Linked DNA regions of Homo sapiens: regions 1 and 2 are each linked to region 3. The links are chromatin contacts, found by Hi-C or POLR2A ChIA-PET in ENCODE. All regions are on one chromosome and are shown on one strand. Each heading gives the region's core, a stretch centred on a gene start or an enhancer-like site at or near the end of the contact. The rest is flanking DNA. Distances are from core to core; before and after follow the strand shown. Region 1 holds the start of SOD1 (superoxide dismutase 1). Region 2 overlaps TIAM1 (TIAM Rac1 associated GEF 1). Region 3 holds the start of CCT8 (chaperonin containing TCP1 subunit 8).

The links. Hi-C counts contacts between places; a loop is a spot of excess contacts on that map. ChIA-PET counts read pairs that join two places held with the same protein, here RNA polymerase II (POLR2A). Pooled maps may share reads with other maps.
Region 1: a map of CD8-positive, alpha-beta T cell shows a loop between it and region 3 (4-fold over the local background). The contact joins the promoter of SOD1 here to the promoter of CCT8 in region 3. A Hi-C loop is called at or near these places in 4 of 168 maps with a recorded cell type or tissue (CD4-positive, alpha-beta memory T cell, CD8-positive, alpha-beta T cell, GM12878 and 1 more), 1 of 37 single-sample maps with no recorded cell type and 11 of 50 pooled maps. POLR2A ChIA-PET finds 5 or more read pairs at or near these places in 1 of 52 experiments (MCF 10A).
Region 2: a map of naive thymus-derived CD4-positive, alpha-beta T cell shows a loop between it and region 3 (7-fold over the local background). The contact joins the enhancer-like site here to the promoter of CCT8 in region 3. A Hi-C loop is called at or near these places in 1 of 168 maps with a recorded cell type or tissue (naive thymus-derived CD4-positive, alpha-beta T cell) and 8 of 50 pooled maps. POLR2A ChIA-PET finds 5 or more read pairs at or near these places in 1 of 52 experiments (T-cell).

The regions. Positions count from the first base shown.
Region 1 is chr21:31,658,105-31,661,451 of GRCh38, reverse strand. SOD1 (superoxide dismutase 1) reads right to left here and starts at 1,759. Exons shown (of 5, transcript NM_000454.5): 1 at 1,611-1,759. The coding sequence starts at 1,682. SOD1-DT (SOD1 divergent transcript) reads left to right here and starts at 1,428. Exons shown (of 3, transcript NR_187558.1): 1 at 1,428-2,055. RefSeq lists enhancers at 1-417, 917-1,116 and silencers at 1,277-1,556, 1,827-2,146.
Region 2 is chr21:31,179,612-31,183,123 of GRCh38, reverse strand. It overlaps TIAM1 (TIAM Rac1 associated GEF 1), which reads left to right. Exons shown (of 28, transcript NM_001353694.2): 15 at 479-703. Among named protein-coding and RNA genes, the nearest start is that of KRTAP19-8, 140 kb to the right of the region's middle. RefSeq lists an enhancer at 121-620. Within about 2 kb of position 1,588, at least 2 of the 41 ENCODE cell types and tissues checked have a DNase peak (open chromatin) inside an H3K27ac peak, as active enhancers do.
Region 3 is chr21:29,072,147-29,075,524 of GRCh38, reverse strand. CCT8 (chaperonin containing TCP1 subunit 8) reads left to right here and starts at 1,877. Exons shown (of 15, transcript NM_006585.4): 1 at 1,877-1,994. The coding sequence starts at 1,935. RefSeq lists enhancers at 1-105, 1,652-1,821, 982-1,893, 2,272-2,441, 1,894-2,805.

The sequences.
Region 1 (3,347 bases), core at 510-3,009, 2.6 Mb before region 3:
GCGGAGGTTGCAGTGAGCTGAGATCGCGCCACTGCACTCCAGCCTGGGCGACAGAGCGAGACTTGGTCTGAAAAACAAAACACTAGTACTGGTGAATTATGTGGGGAGAAGTAAAGAGGGACAAAAAGAAGTCTGACAAATGAAACAGCAAAATGGAGTCAAATGCCAAAGAACCTTTTCCAGAAAATCTGGAGACCTATTAAAGAAAAAGGCTAAACTCATTATCTCCCTCACATATATTTCAGACATTTACACAGACTAACTGTTCCTGTCCTCTCACGTTTCTGTAAACCCCTTTAAAGACTGAATCTCATTCGTATAGTAAATATTCCCTCATGATTTTTAAGCCGAGTGCAAGAGAAAATTTTCCACCAGTTGGTAACTTCACTAAGGTTCTGGGGACAGTGTTATCACAAGCACCTTCCTTGCAACACGTTTTGTAATTTTACTGATAAAAGTTCTGAAAATATTTCTGTATATTTTACAAGAGTCGTTCAGAAGTTTGTCTCTGACCATCTTAGCAACCTGCCTACTGGCAGAGCAATTTTAAAGCCACTTTACGAAAATGTGGCTTAAGAAATGCTCCGACAACAGTTATTAAGTGCCAATTCGGTGTAATGGAAACTCCAGGTCTTCTAATTTCCAAATACGAAACTCCACCCACTGTCCTCAAACGACAGTTCTCAATCGTAGGTGCACATCAAAATCACTTTTGGAAACTTTCAAAAAACAGCAATACTCACCCTGCACTAGGACAGGTTTTGATGTAATTGGTCGGAGGTTGGGCTCTGGTGTATTTTTAGTAAGATCTTCAAATAAGCTAACTGTGCACCCAAAGTTAAGATCACTGCCCTCAAAAATCCCCAAAAGGGTCAGTTAAACCTCTGGCTCCCGGAGCTTAGGAGGAGGAAAAGGACCTCTGTTCAAGGCTACCTTCTCTGCCCTTGCAGCCCAATCATGACCTAGAACAGAGGCCAGCAAACTTCCCTGCAAAGTGTCACACAAACGGTCTCTGTTGCGTATTTTTGTTTTCCAAAGCCTTTTAAAAATATAAAAACCATTCCTAGCCTTAGAGCTGTACAAAAGCGAAGACTCCCTGACCTAGAGCGCTGAAGCCGGAAAGCGGAGAGGGATGCGAAGACACCAGGCGGGCCCAGGCGCAGTCGCCATCCCCGGGCTGGGCCTGGCACTGCGCCACTCGGTGTCCGCGGGACCCTCAGGAACGAGAACACGGCCAAGCAAGGGACGAGCACAGCCGCTCCAGGCACCACGACAGACCCGCGGCGGCGGCCCAAGGACCACAGAGGGCAGCACGCCCGCCCCCGCCCCTCCCCGGCCCGCGGCAATCCCTCCCCGCGCTCCCGCCACGCGCAGGCCCAGCCCCGCGGCGGCCTCGGTCCCACGCCCCGCGCCCGGGCCCGCCCGGTGACTCAGCACTTGGGCACCGCACCGCTGGGGGCGAAGGCACCGACCGGGCGGCACGGGCCGGGACCGGGCGCTGGACCAGGGCGGCCCCGAGGCCTGGCGGGCGACCCGCTCCTAGCAAAGGTGCGCGGGGGGACGAGCGGGTGGGAGCGGCCTCGCAAACAAGCCTCCGTCCCAGCCCTTGCCTTCTGCTCGAAATTGATGATGCCCTGCACTGGGCCGTCGCCCTTCAGCACGCACACGGCCTTCGTCGCCATAACTCGCTAGGCCACGCCGAGGTCCTGGTTCCGAGGACTGCAACGGAAACCCCAGACGCTGCAGGAGACTACGACGCAAACCAGCACCCCGTCTCCGCGACTACTTTATAGGCCAGACCTCCGCGCCTCGCCCACTCTGGCCCCAAACCAATCGCCTCGCACGCGCTCAGCCCGCCCCCTGCGGCAGCCTCGGGTCGCGAGTGGCCGGGAATGACTGGGGGCGGGGCCAAGGGGCCGCGTGCGCCGGAGACTCCCCCCGCCCCGCAGCCGGGAAACGTCCAGAACCCCGAAATGTGGAGAAAACAACCTTCTTTTCACGGGGGCGTGGCCCGCCGGTTGCAGTACGCGAAATTGGCAAAATGATGTAAACAGGGTACGCTTTGAAAATCTGAAGTCACTTTGTCTAGAAATGTCATTAGTTATGACTGAGTTTGGCCACAGCGTCTCATTTGTTACTCAGCAATTGGGACGCCCCAAGATGGATGCTTTTGTAGTTTTCATTTTTTTGTCTTGTTTTTTAGTTTTCTGAGGGTATAGAAAGTCGCTACACCTCAATCCCGGGACTTACCTTTTCTTCCCCTGCAATTTTCTTAGTCCTTAGTATAGAGTTTCTTATTTGGTTGGCAGAATTCGGTATTCTTTTTATATTTTTCCTGTTTGGCAAGGCCACAACCCTACAGATAACCAAACGGCAACTAGTTGGCTTCTAGGCATCACCTGCGTTTTTGTCTGGCCTAAAGGCCACAACACTCAAGGAGGGTAGAATGGTGAAATAATTTATGATGCCTCCATACAACAGGAATGATAAATATGACTTACCTTTCAAGGGAAATATTTCAAAAACATATTGTGAAATGAGAAAATAGTGCAAACTACTTTTGTCCGGGGCGAGGGGGTTGTTTGTTTGATTTTTGAGACAGGGTCTCGCTCTGTCACCCAGGCTGGAGTGCAGTGGCGCCATCATAGCTCACTGCAGCCTCCACCTCCTGGGTTCAAGCCATCCTCCTGCCTCAGCCTCCCAAGTACCTGGGACCACAGGCATGTGCCACCACACCTGGCTGATTTTTGTATTTTGGGTACAGATGGGGTTTTACCATGTTGCCCAGGCTGGTTTCAAACTCCTGAGCTCAAGCCAGCCATCTACCCACCTCGGCCTCCCAAAGTGCTGGGATTACAGACATGAGCCACCACGTCCAGCCTAGTACTTAATATTGAGTATGGCAAAATACTGAGACTTAATTGAAGTCCAGTGTGAAACAACAATAGAAGCTATTCCAGCCTCGTTTGGAGTACACTACTATCGATTTATTTACTTATTTATTATTTACGCTATTTAGACCCTCAGACTCTAATGCATCCTCTATCAGAGAAATACAATTCACATTTTTTTATCATCCTCTAGGAAGTATACATATTTGCAGTTTTGCCTGTTGTATTTGGTAGTAGTCTCCAGATAATTCGTATATTCTAAACGGTTGCATAAACAGTGCAAATGCTGGCCAAAGGGCCTTTGCCCAAGGCTAAAGTTTCTTTGGGTTCCAGGAAGTTCGGCAGATTTCAGTTCATTGTAAACTTGCCAAGGGATCCGCCCACAGACACGAGAGAGCTGCTTTGGGACAGTGAATTACTCTTCTTTTGAGACGGTCTAATGATGCCTGGGTGGTG
Region 2 (3,512 bases), core at 339-2,838, 2.1 Mb before region 3:
TAGCCAGAGTGAACGCCCTGCATTTTGGTTCCTTGGAAATAATCAATAGATATTAGCTGGCTGTGACTTAAGTGTGCACTGAGGCATGAACATGTACAAAACACAGTGATGGCAGTCATCAGAGAGCACTGCCATTCCCCGCTCGCCCCGCCCCAAAAGTGTAGGAAGATAACCGGAATTAATTAGCATTTGTGAGAAATTTGCAGATGCTTGGAACACACAAATTAATGAAGGAGTAAGTTTGTTTGCTTGATGTATGAAGGACCAGCTAGGCATGTTGTAACCTGCAAATCTAGAACCTTCAGAACCTGAGGCCCCTGTCCTCTCCTGAGGATCACTCCCGAGCACCGCAGCCTGTCTGCAGCAGCACCTGGGGCTGTGAGACCCACAGCAGGTGTGCCCTTTATAGCAGAGCTCCTAAGCTGTTGTGTTCTGATAATGTGTGTGAAATTAAAAATTTTCCATCTTGCGTTGGCAGGCCTGAAAGCAGGAGATGAGATTCTTGAGATCAATAATCGTGCTGCTGACGCCCTGAACTCTTCTATGCTCAAAGATTTCCTCTCACAGCCCTCGCTGGGCCTCCTGGTGAGGACCTACCCCGAGCTGGAGGAAGGAGTGGAGCTGCTGGAAAGCCCGCCCCACCGAGTGGACGGCCCTGCCGACCTTGGCGAGAGCCCCCTCGCCTTTCTCACCAGCAACCCAGGTATGGCTGTGCAGGGTGCTGGGGGCGAGTCTGAACTCCGTTGTGCCACGACCCGGGGAGTTTATCATGCGGCTTGTGTGTTTCAGTGAGTGCCTCTGTCTGGCAGGTGGTATAAAATGTGTGTGCAAGATGGGCTGATGACTGGCCCTGCATTTCCTGTTGAAATTTCAAAGGCGCAGGGAACTTTATTTTCTCATAGAGCTGTTTTGCTACAGATCCACCTGTCACCCATGGGCAGCTTTATAATGCTTCTGCTGTTTCTCATTTTGGGGAAAGGTGAATATTTAGAAGACTTTGCTGTGGATAGAGATACAGAGGCACAGAAGTGTTGGGAATTGGGCCACGTGTGGTGGCTCGCACCTGTAATCCCAGCACTTGGGAGGTGGAAGCAGGAGGATACCTTGAGGTCAGGAGTTTGAGACCAGCCTGGGCAACATAACGAGACTCTATCTCTCCAAAAAAAAAAAAATGAGCTGGGCATAGTGGAGAGCATCTGTAGTTCCAGCTACTTGGGAGGCTGAGTCAGGAGGATCGCTTGGGCCCAGGAGTTTGAGGCTGCAGTAAGCTGTGATTGCACTGCTGCATTCCAGCCTGGGAGACAGAGGCCTGTCTCGTAAAAAAAAAAAAAAAAAAAAAAAAAAAAAAAAAAAAAAAAAAAAAAAAAGAAGAAGAAGAAGAAGAAGTGCTGGGAATCACATAAGATGCTGAGACTAAGTCCTACCTCTGTTCCTGCCTTCTCTATCGTCATCTTCCAAACCACCACTCAGCCCTGCTTTCCTGCTGTCTGAGAGAAGGACGTGAGCTGAGATGCTGAGAGGCCCAGAGTGGAAATGTGTGCAGAGCTCTGTTTGTCTTTTGGACTTTTTCAACCTGAAGACTGAACCCGAGCGCTTCAGTGACCCCCCTGCCCTGCCCTTCCTTCCTCTCCCCGCTCCTTCTGGCAACCTGTGCTCATTCTACTAGAAGCAGCGTGAGTGCCACCTGCCTTTCGAAGTCTTCCTGGGACCCCATAGAGTTAGCTCTCTCCTCTGGGCCCCCACAACCCTGCAAATTTGACTTCCATATGGGCCCTCATTAGATCATGCGATTCTTACTTGCTTGTGTCTCTCTTTTCGCCTAAATGTGTTTCCTGAGACTGGGTTTATATTCCTCATTTTTGTCTTCCCGGCTCTTTACATGTGGTTTGCTACATGGGTGGCCCTTTCTTGTTCAGCAAGAGAGTGAGTGAGTGATGGAACAGATGAACAGCATAGATTACTATCATTTATTTCTCCATGACCGGGTTCTCGGGTTTGGGTTGATTTAGTAAGTTGGGGTTTTGTCATTATTTTCTCTTTTCAAAGCTTGGGATACAAAAGGAGCGTTCTGTTCAAAATCTGAAATGGAAGGCTCTTGGGTAGTTGGATATTCTTGCCCTGCTATTGTTGTTTTTCAAATCATTTTCTGAAGCTTGGCTTGCTAAGGAAGTTGGACCCCTCATTCTTTTGTCCATTGGCTCCTTGGAAGATTTTGACAAGTTGAAGCTTCAGAAAATTGATTGCTCTCAGTTACAGTTGACTTCCTTGACTCATTATGTTATTGTGGTCCCCACATCCCAATCAAATTTTTGAAAAGTGGCTCCAGTGAGTTGTGTACCCTTAGTAAAGGAGAATGAAGACTATAAAGGCTGTTATTTCATGTGACCACAAGATGGCAGGATCGATCCCATAAAACGGTTCACAGATAGAGTTGTTTCTGGAATATGACTTTGAATGAGACATATTATGTTAGATTAGATTATTTAAAGGATTTTATAAGCTTGCACATATGTGCTATAAGCAACAGTGTGTACTCAACTTTCTTTGGATTTTTTTCTTCTGTCTGAGCCCTTCTTCTGGGTTACAGATATAAAAAAAAAAAGAGGTGGGTAAACTATAATCCATAGGCTAAAAGCAGCCCACCACCTGTTTTTGTAAATAAAGTTTTATTGGAACACAGTCATGCCATTCATTTACACCTTGTCTCTGGCTGTTTTCCTTCTGTAATGGCAGAGTTGAGTCGTTGTGACAAGGACTTAGGGTCTACAAAGCCAAAAGTGTTTACTCTATGGCCCTTTACACATCAAATTCGCTGTCCCTGATGTAAAGTATGACTGAGATTGCTCACAATTTGTTTTTTTAAGGATAGACACGGTTAATGTTTTCGTCTATTTCTTTCTTCTTTTTTAAAAAAAGTCTACCGGGCGCAGTGGCTCACACCTGTAATCCCAGCACTTTGGGAGGCCAAGGCAGGCGGATCACCTGAGGTCAGGAATTTGAGACCAGCCTGGCCAACATGGTGAAACACCACCTCTGTTAAAAATACAAAAATTAGCCATCCGTGGTGGCAGGCGCCTGTAATCCCAGCTACTCGGGAGGCTGAGGCAAAAGAATCGCTTGAACCCGGGAGGCAGAGGTTGCAGTGAGCTGAGATTGCACCACTGCACTTCAGCCTGGGCGACAGAGCAAGATTCCGTCTCAAAAAAAAAAAAAAAAAAAAATCTGTGTATGTATATGTACGTGTACGTGTGTTTGCTTAAAAATCTATTAAAATACATTTAATAGAGTTTAAAATGCATTGAATAAATCTTGAAATGCATTTAAAAGATTTTTAAAATGCATTTTATATATATCTATTTTAGAAATATCTGAGTATTTCTGTGTATACAGTTGCTGTCTGGTCTTTTGTGTGGTGGAGTTTTAAACTAAACAACTGGACTTTACAACTGACCACGTTACCTCCTTCAGACCGCTCACCTTTGGAGGCTGTGCGCTAAATCCATGGACCCTGC
Region 3 (3,378 bases), core at 628-3,127:
CCTTTCAGTTTTATTTCAATTTTATTTTGTGTTAGCTATTTTTATAAGTAATATTATCTCTGAGTCAGAGGAATGTGCTTTTGTTTATTTCTTAGCTAATCCAGGAAAAATCTTGGATTGTTCTGTTGTTCGGGACTGATCATTACAGTAGTTCTCTAACGTATCAGTCTCAGAACACCTTTAGACTCTTAAAAATTAACTTCCCCAAAGGTCTTTTGTTTATGTGGGTTATAGGTATGAATATTTGCTATATTAGAAATTAAAACTGATAAATTTTTAACGTTATTTAAAAAATAATAATCCTATCACATGATAATATGTATGTTTTTATTTAAAATATCTCTATTTTCCAAGAATGAAAAGGGTGGCTGTATTAGTCCGTTCTCGAATCGCTATAAAGAACTACCTGAGACTGGGTAATTTATAAAGAAAAGAGGTTTAATTGGCTCACAGTTCCACAGGCGGTACAGGAAGCATGGCTGGGGAAGCCTCAGGAAGCTGACAATCAAGGTGGAAGGTGAAGGGGAAGCAGACACATCCTACAAGGCTGGAGGAGGAGGAAGAGACAGAGTGGGGAGGTGCCACACACTTTTAAACAACCAGGTCTTATGAGAAGTCACTCACTATCACAAGAACAGCTGGGGATTATAATTCCACATCATATTTGGGCAGGCAATTCAAACATATCAGTGGCATTTACATTTTTGCAAAAATCCAAACCATATCAGTGGCATTTACATTTTTGCAATTTTTTTTTTTTTTTGAGACAGGGCCTCACTCTTGCCCAGGCTGGAGTGCAGTGGCATGATCTCAGCTCACTGCTGCCTCAACCTCCCAGGCTCAAGCAGATCCTCCAACCTTAGCCTCCCAAGCAGCTGAGACTACAGGTGCATGCCACCAAGCCAAAGGGATTTATATTTATCTATAAATTCATATATAAATCAGATATATTTATATAAAATGTGTATATTATATATATAAATCAGATAAATAAATATGTATTTATATCTGATCTTAAAAGAGTAAAAGGGATTTATATTCCCAGGAAGAAGTAGAAAAGAGGAATATAGATAGTGGTTAAGAACCGGCATTTTGCAATAAGTCTGATCTAGATAGGAATTCTAGCTTTAATATTTACTAGCTCTGTGATCTTGGGAAAATTATTTACAGTTTGTGAACTTCAGTTTCCCTTCTACAAAATAGAGACAGTACCATTTAATTTTTAATTTTTAATGGTATCGTCTCCATTTTATGGAAGGAAAACTAAATGGTATTTTAACCGACAATTCATTAATTTTTAAGACTGACCATTAACAGAGATACTGCATGTAAAGCAGATCACACAGAATATGGCACACTTGAGCACTTGATGTGTACTACATTACTCTTAGTGACGACTTTAATTATCGTGCGCATTCCCAGCGCTTCCTATGGTGCCCAACACAGAGCGGACGCCTAGAGACAATTTTGGGGGATGGGGCAGATGCTCTGCCTCGGGAAAAAAAAAGCACACCTGCCCTGACGTTGGTGGCTGGGTCTGGAAGATACGTGGAAATTAAGCTAAGGATGTGTGGCTTCCAGATCAAAAACCGCAAAAATCTAACGCCGTGACTACTGACTACGGTCAGAGAGCACAGACTGGAGCAACCTCTCACGGCCTGGGCTGTCTGCGCGTGCGTGAGCCAGAAACCCGAGGGGCTCCCTGGGCCCGCCCTATCGATCGACCCGATCGGGGATCGTCAGCTTGGTTCTGGCCACAGAGGTTGCTCTTCTCGCGATGCTTCAGACCTGGCGGCAGGGAAAGGGTGGGCTAATTGGAGAGCCAGGAAGAGCGTGAGGCGGCCCCACGCTGCTTTCCCAGAAGGCTGTGCGTGCTCCTCGCTTCCTCCGCGGTCTTCCGAGCGGTCGCGTGAACTGCTTCCTGCAGGCTGGCCATGGCGCTTCACGTTCCCAAGGCTCCGGGCTTTGCCCAGATGCTCAAGGAGGGAGCGAAAGTAAGGGCTGAAGGAAAGGAATGAGGTGGGAGCGTCAGCATAGGGCTGCGGCGGCCGCGGCGAAGTAGGAGGGCCTACTAACGGGCTGAGCGTGCTGCCCTGGCTCAGCGGCCGGGGGAAGAGAAGATTCCAGAAAGGGAGGTGATTTTGGAAGGGCTCGGCCACCGGAGCCTGCGGGCACTTCTCTTCTTCCGCGACCGGGAGAAGGCCGAGGGATCGGCGGCACGATCGACATTGTACACCTTGAAGGTGGACGGATGTGAAGCCGCGCGTGCGTTTTGCCTCCATCCGTAAATGGGGCTAAGGCCCGTCACCCTTAAAGGAGGTTGTGAGGGTGAAATTGAATAACGTAGATGAAATTGTCTTGAGAACTGCGACGTCGATTATCACATAGCTCGCGAGTTGTAGGATGGGGAAGAACGAGAACTAGCCGATCCAGAGAAGAGAGTGGGAAAAAGGGCCGGGTCTTGGTTGCTTGCTTCCCAGTGAGAAACATACGGCTTTCAGCTTAGTTGACAGAAGCCATGCGTTGTAGCCAAATGAGTTCCGGTCCCAACTTATGTTAGCTGGCTTAATCTAAAATGTAACTTTCTTGGGTTTTGTTTCCTTCGTCTTTAAATTATGGAGATTGGACCAAGAGGTGGTGTCTTTGAGTTCTGTGTAATCTGCAGGATAAGTGATAGAGGGGTGCAGATAACACTTTTGTTTAATGGCCTTTTCTTGAACGTTAGTTCGGTAGCATAGTTTTAAAAAATATCTTACTGCACTATTGATAAATTTGTCTCTTGTGCTATTCAAATTGCATTCCTCTGTGTGTCCTCCAGATTTTGTTAATTCAAGAAATAGATCAGTGTGGTTGAATTTAAGGTTTTATGCGAGGTACGGGGAGCATTAACAGTTTAATAGAACTAGGTTCATGTTTGTAGGATGCACTTTTCAAATAATGTCGGTATAGTAAGTAAATGTCAGGGTTCAAGGTAAATGTTGGTGGAATAATCTTTTGAAAATGATATGGGCTGATTCCCTTGAAAAAATCAGGCTGAGATAATAGCTTCCAATTTGGGTTTTTTTCACTAATACAGTTTTGGAAAACTCGTGTATCACAAAACATTATTTGTCATTCCAGTGCTAGTAGTTTTTTACAGAACACTGAGCTATTTCTTTCAATAAATAGGTACTGAAGGAACTGCAGTGAAAGACAAAAGTCCCATTTGTCGTAGAGTTTATGTCCTTCTAAGGCAGAAATAATGATTAAATAAAAGGAGAATTCCAAATAATGATGAAAGAAACTGCACTATAGTAGAGGATGACAGGAGGTAAAAATGTCTGTAAAAGAAGGATCAGGAATAGACAGAACACTTAGACGTTTAGGGAAGAACTCTTA